3 separate regions of the Homo sapiens genome follow, and regions 1 and 2 are each linked to region 3. The links are chromatin loops, found by intact Hi-C in ENCODE. Cell type or tissue: Panc1. All regions are shown on one strand.

Region 1 (8,000 bases), 1.0 Mb after region 3:
AACATATTGGAATATTCAAAGTTAGGAATGAATGCGATCTGAATCAATCAAGTTTTTAAATTGTCTTTAGCTGTTTTGACTTAAAGGATTGCAGAGAAAGTAGATAAGGCTCAATTGTAGTGGTTCAGACATGAAATAATTGTTTGTTTAGAGCTGTCCTTATAGAGAAGGAATGGTCAGATTTGAGAAGTCCAGGGAGCTAGAGCCAACAGGACTTATTTACAAATGGCATATAGAAAGTGAGTAGGGTAACAATTCTAGGGATTAAGAATAACTCCTAGGTTTTTATCCTGATCACCTGAGTCATCAGGGGTACACTTTCCAGAAATGGGGAAGATTTTTGGAGGAGCAAGTTGTGCTTTATCTTCTACAAATGGTCTGTTTGTTTCCATAAGTTGGTAGTGTCTTTTAGACAACCAAGTTTAGATATCAAATAAGGAGCTTGATATATATGTGTATAGATAGCAGGGAAAAAGTCAGGGCTGGAGATTTTATTTCCTGTTTTTTGCTGCCATGAGTTAGAGAATAGCTGGAAACTAATGAGATTAATTATATAAAACATTGCTGCGCATGGACATATATTATTTGTTCAGCATTATCCTAAGCACTAAACAACTCCCATCTAATTTAATCATCTCAATACCACTGTATTATAGATGGAGTAACTGAGACTTAAAGAGAGTAATAATTTGCCCAAAGGCACACGGTACGTGATAAACTAGACTTTGAATTAATGTCTGTGTGATTCTAAAGTCCATGCTTACTGGGCTAAAAATCAAGGGTGTAGAAGGCACCTTGAATATCCAGCCTCTTAGAACAAGAGACTGGGCTTCATTTGTTACCTTAATTAGCTGTGTGACTTTTGTATACCCTGTATAATCAACAAGAAAATCTGTGGAATTCAAAGGACCTGTGTGCTTGATTTCAAAGCCGCAAAGAAAGGAATAGTTTGTAATTTGAATAGTCAAGTTCTGGAGGAGAAGGACCCCTCAAAATAATAGACAGATAATTATCAAGGGCTTCAAACGTAGTGTTAATAGCTTTCATCAGATTATCATGGGAGTTTGGCCATCAATCCCAGTGTATTCAAAGCAAAGTTATTTCATGCCTATTATCCTAGGTTAATTATTAATAATGCCCCACTTTAACTCTCAAGAGGATTTCATTTTTGATAAATTATATGGTCACTCAATATTTAGAAGTCTTAGACCCAAAAGGTTATAAATACCCGGTAGATACAAATACTCACAAATCCTACATGTTTCCTCTTTTAAAGAGGAGAAACCAAGGCCCCTGAGGTAACAAGAGCACAACTATCACACAGGGGTCCTTCTGCTTACTCCTCATTTCCATCTCTTGGAGTTCAACCCATGCCTCGAAGCTCAGTTTTGAATTTGTTCATTCATTTATTCACTAAACTTTCTCACATTGGTGTATGTATACCACCTACATAATGAAAGAAATCATAGGGATAGAAAATACCTCTGTTGGAAAATCATTTGCTTATTTCTCCTACCTGCAATGAATAGACATGCATATGTATCAAAACAGGCAATTTCAGACCTACATACCCAGCATCTACACACAAATACATGCACACACAGGCACACAAACAGACTTACATACGCCAGTCTTAATACTCAATAGTTTCTGAAGACTCTAAGTTTGCTATCTCATAATGTTTTTAATTGGCTGTCAACAGTTTAGCAATAATTTCTCAGACTAATGAAAAAAATATCCATGAAGATGGCTGTTCCTTGTGATTTCAGGTTCTATGTTGAGTCTCTCATTTATGACACTGGTTGGATGGGTGAAAAATGTTGCTCTTCATAAGAGTATATTTGTTACCAAAAGGGGAAAAGAATAAGTTGTTTTCCAAATCAAAAAAGATTTATTACATGTTATTGTTCACTCTATATTCAGTAATATTCTAAACATTATAAGAAACTCAAAATAGTAGTCAAAGATGGTGTTCATATAATTTTTAACTTTAAGAAGTGTCAATCAGTCTTCCAAGTATTTATATGCAGTCAAATGCCCTGAAATTAAAAACATATGTTCCATTCAATGAAAATTTAATGTTTAGAGCTTATAAATAGAAACAGGCTTGAACCGAGCCTTATGGAGGACTAGCAAGGGATAAGAATCTCAACATTTCATAATTTACAATAACCAGAAGTGGAAAAGTCAGTGACTGAAGTAAGCCTTGGAATTAAGCAGCCAGAATGAACTCACTAGGTTAGAAACTTTAACAAAATCTGAAGTTAGTATATTTTTTTCATTACTTATCTCTGGTCCCATAGAAGAGACAATCAGAAGACATAATCCTAGCTTAATAAGGGTTTAACAAAAGTAGCTTTTCAAAGTTAATTAGCCTACTAATCATAAAAAGAGAAATGAATAGGGGGGCAGCCTCTCTAACTTTGAAAACATTCTGAAGAACCACTAGCCTTTAGTCTCATTATTCTATTTAACATGGCTATCACTTTTATCTCAGAAGATACTAATATTAAAATGTTGGACGATATTCTTATTCATAAATTTTTTTTTCTTTAGATAATCTAACCTTCATGAAGATCCCATCTGTCATGTTTCCACTAAATGAAGTTGGCAAGTTTGTTGTTTAAAAAATCCTTAAAAATAATTATATGTCCAATATTCAATAGAAATATTTATGATAAGAATGCAATCATCTTACTGAGGCTATCACAATATTTATTCTTTTCTCATTAATGTTGGAAAGTATATGGAATAAAAGACACTTTCCCAGTAGAGCTTAAGAGGGCAGCTGAGAAAACAGAGTTGGAAAGAGATGTTAGAAAATTTGGCCAGAAATGTAAAATAGTGACTAAGTGTAGGAAAAAATTCAATAATCATTTCCTATGACTTTCCATATGTTGTATGATAAAATAACATGTTTTATGTGATTTACCAAATATCTTTAAGAAATACTGACATAGCAAAGAGTATAAGGGACATCTTCTTCCACATATGCTATAATTTTATTTCATATATTTCCTCTCAAAGTCTTAATACACAAGTGATCCAGTGTGACCTCAATACAAATAAATCATATAGGAGCTGGTACAGACATGATGTACATGCACACCTGCAAACTCATCCACTCAAGAAAGATCCATTAAACTTCTACCATTTGTCAGGAATGTACTAGGTGCTGAGGTGCAATGTCTGGGTGACACTCATATGGAAGTGTTAACTAGGCAGATTGGATATGCTAGTCTGGAGCTGAAAAGGAACTGGGGCTGCCGATATAAATTAGGTAGTCATCAGCATACAGATGGTATTTTTAAAAATAAAAATGAATAAGGTCACTTGGGGGGATAGAGATGAAGACTGGGTTCAAGAGAGAACTAAGGAATGCCAATATTTAGGGGTTGAGTATCTAAGAGAAACAGCTTAAAAAGCTTGAAATTAAAAAAAAAAAAAAATAGAAGAGGATGGCCTTATAGAAGGCAGAAGAAGAGAAAATTTCAAGAAAAAGGGAGTGGTCAGTTCTATTCAATGTTATTGAGAGATCCAGTAAAAAGAAGACCAAGCAGTGTCCATTGGACTTAATATAGAGGTTGTTAGTGACTTTGACGAAACCAGTTTTGGTGGCACGGTGGGAGCACAAGACAAGACCATACACACACACAGACAGACAGACCGACAGACAGACAGACACAGACACACAGACAGACCGACAGACAGACAGACACACACACACACACACACACACACACACACACACAATTATAATGTCCTCTGGTTCATAAACACTATATCCAGGATATTCCATTGTTTGGAAAGCCTAGTATTTATTTGTCCATTGTTTAATTTAATAACTCCGAAGTGCCTTAATTCAAAAGGGACCTCTGGCTGTGAGAAGTAGCAGTTTATGCCAGCAACTCTTATTTTTCCACAGTGTCCTGACCCCATGGATTTAAAATAAAGCTATCTAAATGTAAATAATTTATTTCTTATATTGCTAAAGATATTCCATGATAATTGACTAGATATAAGACTATGAAACTTAGCATGCTTCTTAGCATCACCAGTGAAACCCCAGATGCAGTGTAGGCAAATGTAGTCACAGCTACTTGAGAGACTGAGGCATGAGGATCACTTGAGCCCAAGAGTTCAAGTCCAGCCTGGAAACATAGGAAGCCCCCTGTCTCCCCAAAAATATAGATTAAATTAAATTAAACCACCAGTGAAGCCTGAATGATTCAGTCTCACATGTGGATAATTTCAGAATTACTCTAAGGACAAAGTTATCTTTTGTATACATTATTAGATTTTTTTTTCCTGTAATTGAAATAGTTTAAAAATTTTAATTCTGGATTTATTAAAAGCAATTGCTGATTTAGCCATAAAATACATCCTAAAATGTTAAAGGAGTGTATCTAGGTTAAATGAATTCTTAATTCCTCAAGTATGCCCGATGGAATACCTTGTCTCCACTCCTCCACATACATGTTACATATTCATCGCATGGATCGTAAGACAACTCAACCAGGAGAATCAAGATTTATGCTTATAACTATATTATAGTTATAATTCATGCATGAACAACAGTGACCTCATGTGGCTAATGCTTTATGCCTGAAACTATTAAACTAAGAACAACAAAAAAATGTCTATGCTATACATCAAGACATGTCAGAGTAAATGATTGGAGCTGCCTGTGCCACACAACATACTTTCTTTTTTAAGGTGACTGCTCAAATCTGTGTATGTTTGTAAGGTTAGATTGGTCAAAGGTTAACATTATGGAATAAGATATCTGAGGGCCAAGTATCAAATCTTACCTCCTTGTATTACCCAAAGCATTCAGTGCTACTCTTTGCTCATTGAAGAAACTCTCCAAGTGCTTTTTGAATTCTGTCTCATCTTCCCTGCCCAAGTTAAAAAATAAATGCCTAAATGGAAATGTAAGAACAGATTACAGTGGTGCTTCATTATCCACCTGTTTCTGACTTCAGGATTTGGCTGTTTTTCTCTTCAGTCTGAATAGTTCCCTTAACCAGTCTGAGCTGTAACATTCTGGACTTTCGCACAAGCATTTGTTTAAAACTATTTTACTACATCATTAGCTAGAATAACAACAGTTTTAAACACACATTCAAGCCTCTATATTTGTAGGTTCCACATCTGTGGATTCAACCAACCACAGATCAAGAAATATTCAGAAAAAAGGATGGTTATGTCTGGACTGAACATGTACAGACTTTTTTCCTTGTAATTATTCTCTAAGTAACCCAGTATAACAGCTATTTGCATAGCATTTACATCCTATTAGGCATTTGGAATAATCTAGAGATGACTTAAAGAATATGAGAGGATGTGCATAGATTATATGTAAATATTACACCATTTTATATGACGGACTTGAGCATCTCTGAATTTGGGTAACTGTGGGAGAAGGAGGGTCCTGGAACCAGTCCCCCACAGATACGGAGGGACTACTGTGTTACAGAGTATTGAAAATAAAATAACTTCCAGCTCTCTTTTCTTTAAAATCAAGGGTGGTGTCCTTTATCATTAATTTCAAAGCAGTGCTGCAGTTAGATCACAGGTAAGGACCTAACTTCACTAGTAAGACCTTAGCTAGAGAATGAACAATTAAGGATAAATAGGTTACCTCGGATCTTCGAGGTAACATGATATTTAGTAGATGACAACTGCTGCTTGCAGTCTTCTGTCAGAATTATGCTGTAAACTCTAGCTCAGCAGTAAAAAACATGATTCTGGAGTCAGAAAACCTAGTTTGTAATCCTGACTTCAACATTTATCTGTCCTTGGTTTAGTCACTGTCTTCTCTTAGAGAACCCATCTTCGAAATGGGAGAGGGTAACAGAATCTAGCTCATGGAGGTATCATGAGGATTAAATAAGAAAATACTATGTAAACCATTTCACAAGTTTGTGCCACATAGTAAGAGCTTAGTGTTCCAAGCTTAATGATTTTTAATGAATCTGTTATTCTTTATTTTTACTTCTCATCTATATTTCTGCTTTCTTAATTTTAATTAAGACATATGTATAGTTCATTATTTTCTCCATCTTTTCTTCTACTAAAAAGAAAGCTAACACTTTATCAGTTTCTTTACTGTTTTCCTTTGTTCTCTCCCTAGTCCAGGGAAGCACCAGTTAAGTAGTATAGGTGATCCTTGCAAATATATTATACATACCTACTTGTTCTGTGGGAAATGTGTTTTGAAAATATCAGCAATGACGAAATTCCCTAGTCCAAAATCCCAGTTATTTAGAAAAGCTTCTTGTCATAATTAGGTACAAGTTTGATATCGTATTTATTTGCTACATACATAGAGGATTACATAGCAAAACAAACAAACAATCTGTGAGGCATAATACTTAATGCCCTTATCTAATTCTTTTCTTGATACTTAAAATATAAGAAATAATAAAATCCAAATATGTAAAGTACTCTAAAATAAAAAGACATAACAATAAAAATATACCTACATAAAATTTTGAACATTTTATTTCTATGCCTGATAGAAAGTTTAAGTTTAGTTCACTATTTTAAGAATCACAGAATAATTTTTATTCATGTATTCAACAAATGTGTATTAACTTCTTATATGCTAGGTACTGGTTTTGGCACAATAATTCTATAGTAAACAGAATACACAAAATCTGTTCTTTTATAGATTTTACATTCTAGAAGTGAGAAACAAAAAACAAATAAGAAATAAGAAACAAAGGAAGGAGGAAAATAAATAAATGTACGTAAGTGGCAATAAACATTAGCAAGAGAAATAAATTAGGATAAGGAAGATAAAAAGTGATGGAGTGTTATTTTACATAAGGGGCTGGGAAAGGCAGGTCTTATAAATGAACATTTAAAAAGGCTTCAAAAGTTTTAAGGGAAAACATTTCAGACAGAGCTGCAGCAGCTGTAAAGAGCCTTCAGTGGAAGCGGACTTGCCGTGTGCAAAAAATTCCACAGCTAGAGCAGAGTGAATGAGGAGGGGAGTGTTTGGAGATGAGCTCAGAGAAACAGTAAGACACCAAGTCACGTAAGGCCTGATCCAAATACAAAAAAAACCATTTAAGAATTGATCTGAAAAGGAACATGATCTGGCTCATATTGTAAAAGGCTCACTCTGGCTTTGGCATGCGTAATGGACTGCAAAGGGAAAGAAAGAGATGCGATCAATTAGGAAGTTTTACAACAATCCAGACAAGAAGTGATGGTGATTTGGCCAGGATGTTAATGGTCAATGTGGGGAAACAGATTCATATATCAGATAGGATTCAAAGTAAGAATTGAAATAAATTTGTAATGGATTAGATGTGGAATGTGAAAGAAAAGAGGGTTCAAGGATAACTCAAAGATTTTTCAGCAACTGGAAAAAAAAGATGCTTTTTGTGCAGATGGGATAGACTTACGGAAAAGGAGAGGTTTTTTCCCCCCGAGAAGGTGGAAACAGAGAGGAAAGGAATTAAGAGTTGTGTTTTGAATATTTAGAATTTGAGGTGTCTTTTAAATATTCAGATGGAAATATTGAATAGGCAATTGGATGTTTAAGGTTGAAATTTAGGGGAGAATTGCCAAAAAAATTTTTTTTTAATGTGTGAATTAACAGATTAGTGATGATGTTTAAATTCTTGCATTTGGAGATCATCTGGGAATAAAGAAGAGATAGAAAAGAGTTTTGAGAGAAGAGCCCTGGTCTTTGCAATGATTAGAGGTCAGGTATATGAGGAGGAGTAGACAAATGAGAGTGGTAAGGAATGAACAGTAACTAGGAGACTAGGGAAGAGTTTCACAGACAACAAGTGAAAAATGTTTTCAAGAAGGGAAGTGATTGTTAGATAATGTGGATAGGTTGACTAAAATGAGTACAAATAAGAGGACATGGACTCAGGACTCACCTCCTATGGAGAATCAGGGGGCTGCCACACCAAAGAAGTTTTTAGGAGTTCAGTAGTCTGGGAGATTCTGAGATGTCACTTTCAAAGGAAAAAAAA
Region 2 (8,000 bases), 460 kb after region 3:
TTTAAATTACTAATTGTTTAATATCTGTCATTTTAGTTTTCATACCAAATATTCTTCACTATGACTTTTTGACAAATTTTAACACTATAAATGAATACTGCTGTATTTGGCCCAGAAAAGTGAGTGGAGAGCATCACTTTTAGCTATGTTCTTAGATTTTTATGACCATTTTGACCACTTCGAAGGCATCTGTGATTCTTATTAACTGATGTATCCTGGGATAGCTAAAAGTGTTGAGTCCTTTCCCCTTGTGATAAGTAATTAATTTTAAACAGAAGCATTATTAACCATATATTTAATTATAGTTTTTCTACTGTGCTTCATGAAAAAATTCATAGCACTCATAGACAATGATACTATGCGTAAGGTACACCAATGTAAACAAAAAAGATAGCTTGCAGCAGCTGAAAGTGACTAACCCAAGGACTCTAGCCACCCCTTGTTCCTCATGAGGAGCTCAACATCCCAGCACATCTGTAAACTATTACCTGTGAGACTATTGGGAAGTGTTTTGCTCAGAAAAACATATATAGTACACAATTTCTTTTCAAAAAGATAGGCTTGCTAATGTATCAAAAATAGTCTGTCTGCTCAACCTGCTCAACAGGGTAACTAGAGTTCCCCAGGAGTCTGTATATTCTATAGTCACCTATAGGGAGCTTCTGAATATCATGTGGCTGATCCAATTAATTGCTCAGCAATTTTAGATAATGTGGACAAATCAAGGAGGCAGTGATCACTCGGTTTGCATTTCTCTTACAGAATTCTAAACTAGGTGCTTAAGTTTATTTATTGTTGTTTTTTTATTTGGTTTGGTTTTTTGAGACAGGGTCTCACTCCCTTACCCAGGCTGGAGTGCAGTGGAGCAATCTCGGCTCAATGCACCCTCCAACTCCTAGGCTAGAGTGGTCCTCTTACCTCAGCCTGTTGAGCAGCTGGGACTACAGGTGTGTACAGCCATGCCTGGCTAATTATTATTATTATTTTGTAGTTTCGTAGAGACAGGGTCTTGCCATCTTATCCAGGCTGGTCTCGCACTCCTAAGCTCAAGGGATCTGCCCATCTTGGCCTCCCAATGTGATGGGATTACAGGCGTGAGCCACCACACCCAGCGAGTATTTTTTTGTATTGCAAATGCTCATTTGGAGAGTGAAGTTTCAAATTTAAATAAATTTATTGATGGTACATCATAAATGATTAATATGAATTAAAGCTTTGCAGCTTTGTATTTTCCCCCATTTTAGAAGCACATATATTTTTAAGATCTAACAGCTCTCCAGTGACTATCAACAAAAGCAGGGTTCCAATCTATTAGTATCATAATTACTTTGGTAAGATTCATTAAAAAATGAAAAACAGGCCAGGTGCTGTGGCTCACTCCTGTAATCCCAGCACTTTGGGAGGCCGAGGCAGGTGGATCACAATGTCAGAAGATCGAGACCATCCTGGCCAACATGGTGAAACCCTGTCTCTATTAAAATACAAAAAATTAGCCGGGTGTGGGGTGCATGCCTGTAGTCCCAGCTACTTGGGAGGCTGAAGCAGGGGAATTGCTTGAACCCAGGAGGCAGAGGTTGCAGTAAGCCAAGATCTAGCCACTGCACTCCAGCCTAGTGACAGAGCAAGACTCCGTCTCAAAAAAAAAACAAACAAAAAAAAACAAACTATTTCAGTTAGAAGTACTTTTGGCTACACATAAGAAAATACTAAATTACACGTGGTTTAAATACTATGTTTAAAAAAATTTCTCATATATAAAGTCTGGAAATGGGCTACTGTTGACAAAATGGCTCAATGCTATCAGAGCTCTAGATCTATACTTCTGGGATTTTCTTTCAAATCCCCACAAAGTAACACATTAGACACATAGAAAGGCACTAGGCAGGAGAAAAAAGCTCCTTTCCTTGTATAACACTCTGTTCTTCCAGGAAGGAAAACTCTTCCTAGAGAGGCACACATGAGATTTCTTACATCTCATTAGCTGAAATTTGTAACAAGCCTACCCCAAATTAAACCACTGGCAAAAAAGTTTGGGATGATTATGGCTGCTTAATCAATTGTAATGCATCCCTTGGAACTGCACGATGATTTGACCTGCCTGAGAGCTTTGCTGTTCCTCTAAACTCCTGGAGCAAATTAGGATTCTGTTAACAGAAGAATAGAGGTATCTGCCACTACAACCTATATACAGCTTTTCTGTTTCATTTTGCTTTTCTGTTTCATTTTGCTTTTCTTTAATATGTAAAAGTGAATTATTGGTATTTTATATTTTTATGAGTCTCTTGTTTTCTAGAGAAACACCCAACCCTTTGCTTCAGTAAGATGATACAAATTCAACTAAATAGAGAATTAATTTAGCAATCATAGTTTTCCCTAAGTAAATATTAGATTTTAGATCTTAGTCTATGAGGAATGGCATGAAAAACAGAAAGATAAGACAAAGAAGCAAACAAAAAAATAGATAAAGTGTGTTCCAACCAATCAGCAAGTTTCAACTTAACCAGTAAAGAGGAAAAATACATGTAATATTAGATGTCTCATTGGAAATATCATACATCTGTGTTTTGAGAAAGACGAAAAAATATTGTAGAGAATGTTAAGAATATTAGAATAAGGAAATCAGGAACTTTTAAAGACCCAAAAATAGAAAGTTAATAATATTTTCAAAATTTATATAATTATCATTTACTAAGGTATGGTAGATGTGTGGTAGTTGTAAATTTTTTTGAATAAGCATAGTCTACTATTCTTCCCTTTTAGAGTTGGAAAAATAAGTGGTTTCCTCTCATCAGAGATGCTTTAATCTCATTTCAGCTGTCCTATCCCCCAGCCTTCATTTCAAATTCAAAGCAATTCTAAGAATCATGTAAACAGCTTCTAAAATATGTAAATTATCTTAATTGGGAAATATGAGACATCAATCAGTAGAACCTTAAAAAGATCTGTTCATTGTGTTTGGTTTAAAAGTATCCAAATACAGATACAGGTCAATCAATCTCTCTCTATATATAAAATCTTGTTTTAGGCAAACACATTAAGAAATCCTCATTCCTTTTGAGTCTTTTGTATGGTATTAGATTATAAGTGTAGGCTGAGTCATAACATTTTTCTAAACATTTTAAATTGCTACAATACAACTTCCCAATTTGCTTTTATATAAAAAAGATTTCTATCTAAATTTTTACTGGGTGCATATTTTTTTTCTGCCTACACAAGTGACAGGATAGGCATTTACCAATATTTCGTGTGATACCTGTCTTCTAAATACCTGTCTTGGTTGGATACCGTCAAGAGCAAAAGCTCACTCTTTCTATATCTAGTGAATTTTCAGTGAAACCACCTTTGCAAAAATCATAACAGTGAGAAAGTTATGACAGTGAAAAAGATCTGACCTAACTGACTCCATCTTGCTTCTAACTTCCAAGCTGTTCATTCCTGAGCGTGGGCTCAACTAACTTTGGGAGGAACTCATTTTACAGTTTAACTTTGAAATAAAGATGACAATAGCCCTTTTCCAAAACAAACCCCCTTCTTGCCTAGGGACCAGACTGCCTTTGTAAAATTAACAAATTAGCCACAAATTAGAAGTTCTGGCGAGGAGTCATGCAGCTAGATGCCGCAAGATCACTAATCTCCCAAATTGCTCTAATAGATAACATTAGTATTATAAAACCTAAGATTCATGTTTGAAGTATTTTTCAGACTCTGCACTGGTTGGATCAGCTGGTGCCACCCAGATCTATAAACTGGCTTATCTGGTCTTCTAGTGCCCCCCACCAGGAACCGACTGACTCAGTGCAAATGACAGCTACAGCCTGACCAATCAGTAGTCTGCACTCCCTGGCCCCCTACCCACCAAATTATCTTTCTTTAAGAAACCTTAGTCTCCAAATTTTCGAAGGGACTGATTTGAGTAATAACAAAACTCCAGTCTTGTGTTCAGCCAGCATTGCATGAATTAAACTCTCTATTCTCCTGTCCGGATAAATCGACTCTGTCTGGGGAGCAGGCAAGGAGAACCCTTTGGATGTTACCTATCACATGTATACATTATATTATACATTGAACATTACATTAGTATACTGGTATTTTGGGCTCAAGGGTTCTGGTACACTGAGAAGTGCAGAGAAATAAAATCTCCTGAAGAGAGAACCATGTGCTCAAATCTAAATATTGATTCAGTGTTACAGAGAAATACTTAAAATCATCGAGACTTTTAATTAATGAAATATCTGTATTTAAATGCATACCACATAAGACGGAAACATGGATAGCAGGAAAGCTTGCTCTCAGAAGAGCTAAAGTAAATTATCATGGAATATAAAAACTTTTTTTTAAAATGGTCAATTTAAAATAAAAAACTGTTAAAAGTACTTGCTTTAACAAAAAGCATAATTCAGTTTTAAGTTATGCATATTTTGGCTATGACTTTGTAATCTGAATATGGTCATAGTATCCAATAAAATATCCTTTTGATTTCATTTCTAGCTTTTAAGGACAAAAAGGATAAAGGTATAGGCTTACCTTCTGAATTAAAGCCTTAGTTCTTAAGTGCAAGCTTTGAACTACAAATAAAATACCAACAAAGTGTGTTCTTGAAAATCTGCTTGGCATTTTTCTTAAGTTTATTTTATTTATTTATGTATTTATTTATTTATTTATTTATTTAGAGACTGAGTCTCACTCTGTCACCTAGGCCGGAGTGCAGTGGTGTGATCTCAGCTCACTGCAACCTCCGCCTCCCAGGTTCAAGTGATTCTTCTGCCTCAGCCTCCTGAGTAGCTGGGATTACCAGCACCCACCACCACGCCCAGCTAATTTTTGTATTTTTAGTAGAGATTGGTTTTCATCATGTTGGCCAGGCTGGTCTCCAACTCCTGACCTCAGGTGATCCCCCCGCTTTGGCTTCCCAGTTTGTGATTACAGGCATGAGACACTGCACCCAGCCTAAGTTCATTTATTTTTTATTCCCTATTTTAAGTGTGGTAGGCAGAATGATGGCCCCTAGAACTGTGAGATAGTAAATGGTTGTTAATTTAAGCCTCTGGGTTTGTGGTACTTTGTTATTTAGCAACAGGAAATGAATATGTTAATATTGAGGTTTTTGATTAAAAAGAAAAGATTTATTAGTGTCAAGTAATTTGCCACGAGGGCCAAGTGCTATACATATATTCTATATTGAGTGGACTGGATTTAATAGAATCTTTCACACTGACTTTTGGTATATGCATTTTCTTTTGAATCCTGAGACATTTAAATATATTAATTTTTCTAGGCAGATTTCTAGAATTCAATTGTTAATAATATTTATTTAAATTAGTTATTTAATAGGAAGACATATATAGAAGTTTGGAGACCTGAGTTTAAGTCTTAACTCCATTGTGAACCTACCTGTATAATCTGAAATCTACTGATATTTCTAGTTCTATCTACTTTTGAAACTAACATTCCTGGATGAGTGCAAAGGGATTTTATTGTTATTTTTTTCTGGAGAAGTATACTTTTCTCATATAACAAGTCTTAGCTGCAGTGCCCATGGGCAAGTCCAACAGTGGTGATAGCAACAAACAGAATGTCTCATTCCTTATGTCAGCCACTTAGACAGTCAATCATTTTTATTGGAAATAATGATTGTAGAGTGACATCAAACAAAAGTATCAGCACTGGGATTACTTTTTGTATCATTATACAAGAATTCTTTAATAAAGGGTGTAGTTATAATTTCTTAACGAATATATCATGAGAAAAAAAAATAAGGCCCTCTAATGGCCATCAAGTAGACACATTATTTGCAAGACTTATGCTACTTGATCAAATGTGTTGATCAAATTCAGTAGATAGGGTGTCAGTAGATAGGGCCTTAGAGGATATGTTAAAATAATGCCAAAAATGTACAAATTTAAATAAACATTTAGTACTAAAATACTCTTTGAATTAGAGTGTCGTGTGTAGTAATCATTCCAAAAGATGAAAGAAGGCCAAGTAAGAGTGCTCTGCAAGCACCAACAATGGATAGTTATGTTTCACTATCCATGAAGAATATATACACTCTCTCTCTTTCTCTTTCTCTCTCTCTCTCTCTGTGTGTGTGTGTGTGTGTATATACACACACACACATATATATGCATGAACTTGAGAAAAATGCCAAGTGGATTTTCAAGAACATACTTCGTTGACAGGTATTTTATTTGCAGTTCAAAGTTTGCACTTAAAAACTAAGGCCTTGATTCAGAAGGTAAGCCTATATCCTTATCCATTTTGTCTTTAAAACTATATATATTAGCTTCTTCCAATCTTTAGATTGTTTAGTTTTTTAAATCACCCTAGGGCCAAATTTACTAATTCACAGCTTAAACATATGATTCAATGCTGAAAAGTTTAAAAACTATCTTCCTCTGAAAAATGTTTTCTCCTACTCAAGGGTAAAATTGAGTTTTGTCTAAATCAGCATAAAAATCAAGTTTTATCATTTGGCTCCAGAAATAACCATTGTATCTTTATCAAATTCATAATTCTATGCACAGGTATTTAGAATACTCTACTAATGAGGTCATGGTTTTGGATTGAATTTCTATGTATGAGGCTTCTTAGTGTTTTTCCTGCTCTTTGTCTATAGAACGTAAGTCTCAGCAGAGACACATCTTGCAAATGCAGGGCCACAAGGTGTTACAAGGTAAGCAAATGTGAGGAATGATGAAAATTCAGCCAAACAACTTGTAAAATCCTGAGCCCTATTTATTATTGGTACTTTAATAGTGTCATCTTCACAGGGAAATGATTTTTTTTTTTTTTTTTTTTTTGAGACGGAGTCTCGCTCTGTCACCCAGGCTGGAGTGCAGTGGCATGATCTTGGCTCACTGCAAGGTCTGCCTCGCAGGTTCACGCCATTCTCCTGCCTCGGCCTCCCGTGTAGTTGGGACTACAGGCATCCGCCACCACGCCCAGCTAGTTTTTTTTTTTTTTTTTTTTTTTTTTTTTTTTTTGTATATTTAGTAGAGACAGGGTTTCACCGTGTTAGCCAGGATGGTCTCGATCTCCTGACCTCGTGATACGCCTGCCTCATCCTCCCAAAGTGCTGGGATTATAGGCGTGAGCCACTGTGCCCGGCCGATTTTTGTTTTACAGTAGATCCTAACTCTAAATTGAAAAAAAGTATCATCAGTTTATTTCAGTACAAACTTATCTTTCCTATAAAACTTTGGGGTGCCAAATATGTACTTGAAAGAAGCATAATTCAATTAACGCATTCTAGAACTCAGATTGTAGTAGATGCTGTAGGGCAGCGGTCCCAACCTTTTTGGCACCAGGGACCAATTTCGTGGAAGATAATTTTTCCATGGACAGATGGGTGTGGGGATGGTTTCGGGATGAAACTGTTCCGCCTCAGATCATCAGCCATTACTTAGATTCTCATAAGGAGCACGCAACCTAGATCTCTTGCATGCACAATTCACAATAGGGTTGGCGCTCCTGTGAGAATCTAATGCTACTGCTGATCTGACAGGAGGCAGAGCTCAGGAACTCAGGCAGTAATGTTCTCTTGCCTGCCGTTCACCTGTTGCTGTGTGGCCCAATTTCTAACAAGCCACAGACCAGTACCAGTCCATAGCCCCGGGGTTGGGGACCTCTACTGTAAGGGAACATCCCATGTGTTCCTTTAGGACTGAGATGCTAATTATTCCTCCAGCTGCTGGAAATATTATTTGTTGACAGCTCACAGTCAAGTTCTTGCTCAGGAATTACCCTTAGCCAAAGTAAGGTGTCTCATGGTTATGCACTCCTTCAGGTGCAGCCTTCATGTCATGACTGGTTGATGTGGAGGTACAAGGCTACCAGGTCCTTGTCTCAATTCTGGACATTCATGAAAGACTAGCCCAGCTTCAGTGCTCTACATGGGATCAGCTTCTATTGCTACTGAATTGCAGCAAATCTTTTCCTTCTGACCAGTCATGCTTCTCTCATTCCATTACAATTGTTCCTGGAAACACACTCTAATAAAT
Region 3 (8,000 bases):
ATCAGCTTCATTAGTTACAAAGGCAGCAATCCATATCCAATTTTCATTTTGTAGCAGGATTGTTAATGTATAAACTACACTCTTTGCTGAAAACATTTGCAATTAATCCTATAAACAAACAAACAAACAAGCAAATGCAAATGTTACACTGCCTGCCCCTGCCAACCCCACTGACTCTGAGGTCTGGTCACCATTTATTATACTCAAAAATGAATTGAAATTCCCACTTTGGCCCTAACCTAATTTTCAAGTGATAATAGGCATGGATTCCCAGAAGCACTCTGTGCCTCTTGATAGTAACGTCCTAATTTCCTTTCCCGATAAATGTTTTAAGTAAGATTTTAGCACCAAAGGAAATTAAACTTTAAATTAATCGTAATTATAAAATGCCATCACTGATTTTTGTCTTCAGCCTAATTACTTTCTATTATTTAAACAAACCGCACCTCCTGTGAGCTTTAAGTTTGTTTCTCTTTCACTCCCTGCCACACAACGCCAACCAGTCATAGCGGAGGCCTCCGTGAGTATCTTCTGCCAGAGCAGCCTCATTTAAATGTCACACAGGATTGAGGGTTTGCCTCCAGCTCACTTATTTCCAAGGCTCTCTTTCAGTAGCTAGGTGTAGGCTGCTTTGCTCAGATGTTTTCATTCCGCAAACCTGGTGGCCATCCTTAGAGATCTAGTGTTTCTTAGCCCTCCTGCTGTTAAGAAGGAGACCTCTGAACACAGCCTTCTGTTTCTATGAGATGCCACTTCTAAAACTAAAGCAGAACCGGGCATAAGGAAGTGGGCACCGGCCAGCATCATTCGTCAAGAGACTAACTTTGAATGTCATCTTCTCAGCATGTCTCTGATTTGGAGGGCTTTTAAAGAGACTTCATTTTCCTGTGCCAGCGTTTTGTCTTGCTCTCATTTGTTGTTTGGAGATGGGACTAAAGAATCCCAGTGATTTTATTTTGTGAGTGTGTATGTCAACATTCTGCTGCAAAAATCACCCCACTTTTCTGCTACTTGAATGCTTTCTTTCTCATGCCATTATCCATGAGAAGGTAGAGAGAGATGGTGAGGTAGCTAGTCCAGGACACCCACTGCTGGTAGGCTGTGGGGGTCTGCACCACTGGAAGAAGCAGAGTCAGCAAAATCAAGGTTTTTGTTTATTCATTTCTGTAAATGTCACTACTTTCTCCTCCTTCAAGTCACATGGTTTCTTTCTTATTAAGGCTATTAAAACAACATCAGTATTCTTCATCTGCTGGATAACTTCAACTTACCCTGCCAGAAATATTCTTTGCATAAAAAATACCTCTTTTGTTACACCCCAGTTAAAGGCCCTCCTTTGCTTATCTGAATAGTGTTACCTCTATATTGTGTTGTAGAAACAAAGCTCTGATTGTTCTTAATTAACAGAGGAGAGAGAATGAATCAGCTTCTTTCCCCTCATATTCTTGACTTGGAAATATCAGATTTATTTAACGATGAACATAGTATGTGTGTGTGTGTATGTGTATGAGTGAAAAGCAATATAGAATAATGGAGGCGATATTATTAGAAAAGAAAGAAAATAAGAAGTGAATGTTGAAGAATCAGACTCAGTTTTGACCTGAACATCCAAATTTAAAAATATAGCTTATGTGTTTTCTGTTAGATGATCACAAGAGGGAGCAATTTAATAGAAGGCTGAAAAACAAACCATTGCTCACCAATCTGGGGAGATTATGTGAAAATTATTACATGTAACACTGTTGGAGAATGCTGTGGTCACTAATAGGAACTTGAATTTGATTGACAGGAGGAAAATTCGCATGTAGCATCTGTCTCAGGTGTTGATCACTTAGTTTTATACATGGCAGCATGTCTTTCTTACTCTTGTTTAGAAAATGACAGGTGCTTTATTCAAATTACTTATTCATTTACTCTGAATACATTGAATTCTGAGGAGATGTCATATTTCCTTGGCAGTTTCCATAAAGGTCAAGGAATGTTTGTGGAGATCCAATTGATTCATTCATTTATTTTGCAAATACTTCCTGAGTCCTCTTCTAGGTTGGGGATTTGGTAGATGCTAAGGATACAGCAGGGAACAAGACAGGGGTGGATCTTGATGGTGTCTCCTACTATTCTTCCATCCTGAGTGAATCAGTGTGTACTGTATTTGAATGTCGGAAGGTCATGAATGAGCTAGTGGCTTTGGGCAAGTCATTTAATCTTTCTGGGCCTATAAAATTAAAGTGCTGAAATAGAGCAGTAGGCAGGTTTCCATCATTTTTAACCCAGTACAACTCATAGTTCAAAACAAATCATAAGCAGAACAAATCGATATTAAATTAAATAAATGCAGTAACTTCTGTGCTTTGGGCAGAGGGGGGAATGGGAAGGAAAGGTGAAAGATGACACCTTTTTCACCTTGGCCCCACTAGGATTCTGTAGGCATAGTGAGAGATTAGTGGCGTGCAAAGCCTGGGTCTTCAGGCTTTGTGATCCTGTTCAGAGATAACAAAATAAATACCAAGTTTTGGTTTAGTGGGAAACTGGCAGATATGGACAAAATTTTTTCAGTCAGTCACCATCAAATTCATAAGACAAATGTTATAAAGAGAAGATAAATTAGTAAGATACTAAGATTATGTTACATTTTACTTGATTGCTTCAGTATGATGCCAGATAAGTAAAATAAACATATTCTTCTCACAATTCTCCCTGTCAACCTGGCACCCAAGAACTTGGCACCTTTTCTGAACTTCTAATTGTCTCCTCTTAGATTATGTTTGAAGAGTGATTTATAAACGTGAAAGAAAGCTCAGACTACCAAACAGAATGTATGATATGGCCCTAACAATCAGATGGGAGGAATGCAGTTAGATGATAGATAGATAGATAGATAGATAGATAGATAGATAGATAGATAATAGATAGATAAGAAGAAAGGAAGAAAAGAAGAGGGGAGGAAGGAAGGAAGGAAGGAAGGTAAGAAGGCAGGCAGGCAGGCAGGCACATAATATACCAAAATTTGAACTGAGTATCAGAACTCAGAATTATGGGGTTATTTTAATTTTCCTTTTTTTATTTATCTGTATTGTCTATGCTTTCTGCATTCCTTTATAGACAGGAAGAAACAAATATTTTTTTCAAGGGGAAATAGTTTTCCCTGCTCCCATGTCTACCCTCCCCCATGGTTGAGAGTACGCGATTGTGCTCAAAGAACTGCATTCAAATCCAATGATCCTGACAAACTGGAGAAATGATAAAAACATACAGAATGGAATTCAATACACAGAAGTGTAGGCCAGCAGGCTTTAGAAGAAAAATCAAACAAAAATAACAGAAAATTATTAGCCCCAGAGAAGTGAATAATTTCCTGTGGTTTTCTTTTCAAATGAAAGATTCAATAAATTGATTGTGACTTTTATCCCAAGGCCAGTTGATTTTGAGGAATTCAGGACAGGTTTTGATGCATTTGTGCTTGGTTGGTGTAAATGTGCATGTGTCTAACTCCAAGTTTAAGCATCTTGAATTCATTTTTCTGCATTGATTTCAAAATAAGTCCCTTAGGATATTATTTTTTAAATGATATTCCATGTCTCTCTCCAGATGATTTCATCATTAAACAACATTTGCAAATACATTGAATCTCTTTTAGCAAAGAAAATGACTACTTAGTAAAATGAACCCATTTGCTAGAGGACCAACATTTAGTTTTAGTTTAACTATTAAGCCAGTGATTTACAAGAATACATAATAAAAATTGAGAAGTAATAAAAATTGAGAAGTCATGATGATTTTTTTTTTTTTTTTTTTTTTTGCTAACATGGATTAGCAATATTTTCTGTGGCTGCATGGCTTCCTTTTAATTGCCACATCGAACAGTGCTAATAAAGCACTGAGGACAGTTCCTGATTCTATCACTGTGAGTGGACATCCAACTGCAGTGGGGAAAAACCGAGGATGAAGTGAGACAGAAGAGCCACATTTATAATAAAAGGCACACCCGACCAGGAATCTCCAAACATTTTCTTTCTTTACAGAATAGTGTAAAAGAGAACAAGTAGAGGGGAATAGAAGACGGGAGGCCATAAGGAAAGCTCTGCATGGCTGGTGACAGATGAGACAGCAGAGAGCCCTGCCACAAAGACAGCACAGCGAGATGCCTGCTTTCCTGGAGAAAGCCTTTTCTCCCAAGATGTATCACTGCCTTTTCATGAACAAATATATGAAAGTATGTTGTTAAGGTGGCCCACTCAAATAGGGTTCTAAGGTCAAGCCACATCCTCTAGAGCAGGGACCTCAGCTTTTATCCTGGTGAGAAGCTACTCATCTAGAGGCAGATCACACCACAGCAGGAGATCTTGAGCGGGAATTCCTGCCTGGTGGCAGTGAGTATGGAGCTGGCCTGGCAGCAATACAGCCCTGAAGCCTCTTACCCACAGGCATCTGATGGGCCAGTGAGCTGCATCTATCCTCAATCTGTGCCCCACAGATATTTTCAAGTGTCCAGGACACACGTGGAGTGTGTGTGCGTGTGTGTGTATTTGGATGTGGACTGAATTGTGATCCCCCTCAAATTCATATGTTGAAGGCCTAACTCCTAATATGCCTGACTATATTTGGAAATTGGCCCTTTGAAGAGGTAATGAAGGTTAAATGGGGTCATAAGGATAGGGCCCTAATCCAACAGAAAGTGCCGTCTACAAGGCAAAGACAGAGGCCTCAGGATAAACCAAACCTGAGGTTTCTAACACCTAGATTTTGGAGAGCAAATTTCTGTTGTTTAAGCCACTATGTCTGTGGTATGTTTTTATGGCATCCCTAGCTAACTAATTCATGGGGGAAGGAGTGTCACATCTAATTTGGGATCTCTGCTCTGAGGGTTGCTGTCATCCCCTGGTAGGTACAGCAGATGGCAGTGGCACCCTGTGAGTCTGCACAACCAGCTGGCCTGCCAAACTGTGGCTCTGGCTTAGATAACTAAAGGGTCAGAGATGTAAACTTCAAGGTCCAGATTTTTTTCAATGGAAAAAAACAGAAACCCTTGCAATATAGTGTCTGCTATGATGTAAATGTTAGTGTCCCTCCCCAATTCATATTTTGAAACATAATCACCAATGTAATGGTGTAAGGAGGTAGGGCCTGTAGGAGGTGGTTATGTCATGACAGTGGAGCCCTCAGAAATGGGATTAGTGACCTTCTAAAAGAGGCCCCGGAAGGCTGCCTTGCCTCTTTTCCACATGTGAGGCTACAGCAAGAAGGTATCACCTATGAGCAAGGAAACCAGCCCTCACTAGAAGCCATATCTGCCGGTACCTTGATGGACTTTCCAGCCCCCAAAACTGTGAGAAATAAATTTCTGTCATTTATAAGCCACCTTACTTATAATATGTTGCTATAGTACCCCAAAGGAACTAAAACAGTATCTCTATAAATATCAATCAAACTGGGCCCTAGAAGAGTAATGAGATACTGCTTAAAAGGATACATAAGGGAAAAAAGTTCTCAGGCATTTGATGTTCATGAGCCTAACTCTCTGTTTCAATGATGATTTATTGGTATTTCATTGGGTCTAGGCTTGAGTCTTTGCTCATTGAGCTCAAACCCTCTCCATTGCTTCCTGGAGGTTTCTGCCTCTTTCCTCTGAAGTTTCCTGGATACACCTGTTGCTGTGAAGCTGAGGTATCAGAACTGAGCACATAACTGATCAGCTTCATGTTGACTTAAAGAACATTTTGTCCAGTTGCCATCATTGGGCCCTTATCTCCACAGCCATTCTAAGCACAAGCTACAGAGCCAAAACTGTCCGCTGTTCCTCATAAGGCTCTTAGTAATGGAAACTTAACCAATTTGGCAAGCAGGTAGCTAGCACCTACTCCTGCCACTATGTTTCACTGCAAATAATGATGCATTATTGCAAATCCACAGTGGGCAAAAATAGGCACATAGAGACCCTCTCAGTGTTTACATGTACATTAAATCCCTCCCATGTTTCAGGGTTTGCTTGAGAGTGGTTTTATTTTAACCTTTCACCCAACTTTTTAAGGATCAGGATAATTTTTTGTAATATAATTACCAAAATGATACAGAAATGTCAAACCTTTTTTACTCTATGGATCGGAAGTCATATGTCCAGGCATCGTCTGAGGATAAACATCAGGAAAGTGATTACATACAGAGAATATCAACCCAAAGCATTGTAACCAAAAGATACTCATAACTGTCTAGGTGTGAATGACTACAAGTAAATGAACCTAACTGAAAGTCACCAAAGACAACTGGACAGACAGCGAGCCCAAATGAACATCTCCTCCCACCTGTTTACTAGTCCCATGAACATCTGAGGCAAGCGTCAGTCTACTTGTGTATAAAAATTTAGAAGGGTTCATATTTTGCGCACTGAGCAATAAGACTAACATGATAAAACGTGTCTTTGAGAAGTCTGCTTGTGTTTTGGATTAATAAAGGCAGATGTGGTGTGTGGTCAAGATACACATAAAAACATATATGTTATTTTTTGGAGTCTTTCAGGGGAAAAAGGCTTATTAGATGATTGAGAGATAACTTGATCTTTCAACAGATATTGGTGACTTTGAATCGCCTTGAATTTACATTGCTTTGGCCAAAACTTGATTTAGGGCAGAATTCCCTTAGAAGAATTCTCCAGAATATCAAGTGCTTTTTTCTGGAGGTGTCCAGGTCGGAGAGGGGCAGGGGTTGATGGAAAACAGGAGTCTTGTGTTCAAATATTTTGGGAGACTTGCATTAACCATACTTTTAATTTCTATAAATTGATGCTTTAACATCTACAAAATGACCACTAGCTGTTTCCAAGTAAGCCCTGGCTCATCCCCAAAAAGCATGTGGAGATTTTAGATAGCTCTAAACCTATGCATTAATAGTCACAGTGAACATGAATTTCATGGGGCGCAACTTTGCAACATAGCTAACCTATCCTAATAAGCCTTCCTACCCTGCCTCATCCATTTCTTCTTGTAGGATTTGAACTAAAGGTTCCACTCTCTCTCTGCCTCATGGCTGACCCCACTCCTTCCCATGTGGGGCATGTGGTATTCTCCCCGGGGAACTGTGGATATAATCAAGCCTTAGAACTCTTTCTGGTTTTTCTCTTTGATCTGTATCTGGCCTCAAGGTAATGTGATTAAAACAAAACTGTGGGTTAGAAAACAAAAAAAAGGACATACTTTTTTCTGGCAGTACTCTCAGAAATGTTAATATATAAATGTGCATTCTAAATTTTCAGTGTCAAACTTACTTGGCTTTGGAATCTTTTTTTTTTTTTTTTTGAGCAGTATGTCTTGTGGAACTAGCATTTCTGAGATTTCCTTTGAGAGGTGCTATTCTGCTAAAATACTGATTATGCATGTAGGAGACATGGTATGTCAGTAAGTATTGTCTGAAGATAAAAATGCACTGGTATCATTGTGAAATGAAATCAAACAACATAGCCCAGAGAAAGCCCAACTTCCATATGAAAATCAACTGGGGACTTCCCCTTCATCAGGGATTTGGCACACAGACACTGAATGGTAATATCTCAATGAACTTACATAGTTTGTTTGGTCCACACATTTTAAAATCCGTATATATTTTGCCTTTCCTAATCTTTGAATAAATCTTTTCTGTATAAGACAAGTGCTTACTGGATGTCTTCTCTTGTATAGGCGCTAGGTACCTCAAACTCAACCTGTGCAAACTGAACTAGTGATCTTATTCCCATTTTTCTTCGCAAGTGGCAATTCCATCTACCCATTCACTTGCATCAGATACCCAGTAATCTAACAGTCTCCTCTTTTTCCCTTATCACAGTACCCACCATTGCCCACTAATCATGTCATTTCGGCATGTCTCATGGCACATCTATCCTCTCTATCTCCAATACTGATCCTTGTCCAGATTCACATTATCTCATGTCTCACTTTCATGGTGTCTTAACTAGTTCTCTTTTCCCTAATCTTTCCCCCTCTTGAGTCTCTTCTTTATAATGATGCTAATGT

The links. Hi-C counts contacts between places; a loop is a spot of excess contacts. Peaks named below come from ENCODE experiments on the same cell type or tissue, not always from the same donor. Only the 100,000 strongest peaks of a DNase experiment are listed, where the experiment ranks them.
Region 1: a loop joins it to region 3, with 4 times the contacts of the local background. A loop is called at or near these places in 19 of 110 quality-filtered maps.
Region 2: it touches region 3 in a loop (2.1-fold over the local background); 3 of 110 quality-filtered maps call a loop at or near these places.

What each region holds. Positions count from the first base shown.
Region 1 is chr6:123,774,347-123,782,346 of GRCh38, reverse strand. No RefSeq gene overlaps it. Among named protein-coding and RNA genes, the nearest start is that of NKAIN2, 26 kb to the left of the region's middle. In Panc1, CTCF peaks have their summits at 4,388 and 4,601 (motif pointing left); a DNase peak (open chromatin) is centred at 4,666; H3K27ac peaks cover 4,361 bases.
Region 2 is chr6:124,330,329-124,338,328 of GRCh38, reverse strand. The region is part of intron 2 of NKAIN2 (sodium/potassium transporting ATPase interacting 2); the gene reads right to left. Among named protein-coding and RNA genes, the nearest start is that of NKAIN2, 530 kb to the right of the region's middle. In Panc1, a CTCF peak has its summit at 3,774; no DNase peak of the experiment used is centred here; H3K27ac peaks cover 1,716 bases.
Region 3 is chr6:124,792,969-124,800,968 of GRCh38, reverse strand. All of the region lies in intron 5 of NKAIN2 (sodium/potassium transporting ATPase interacting 2), which reads right to left. Among named protein-coding and RNA genes, the nearest start is that of RNF217, 170 kb to the left of the region's middle. In Panc1, CTCF peaks have their summits at 1,658 (motif pointing right) and 4,897 (motif pointing right); a DNase peak (open chromatin) is centred at 4,920; H3K27ac peaks cover 6,204 bases.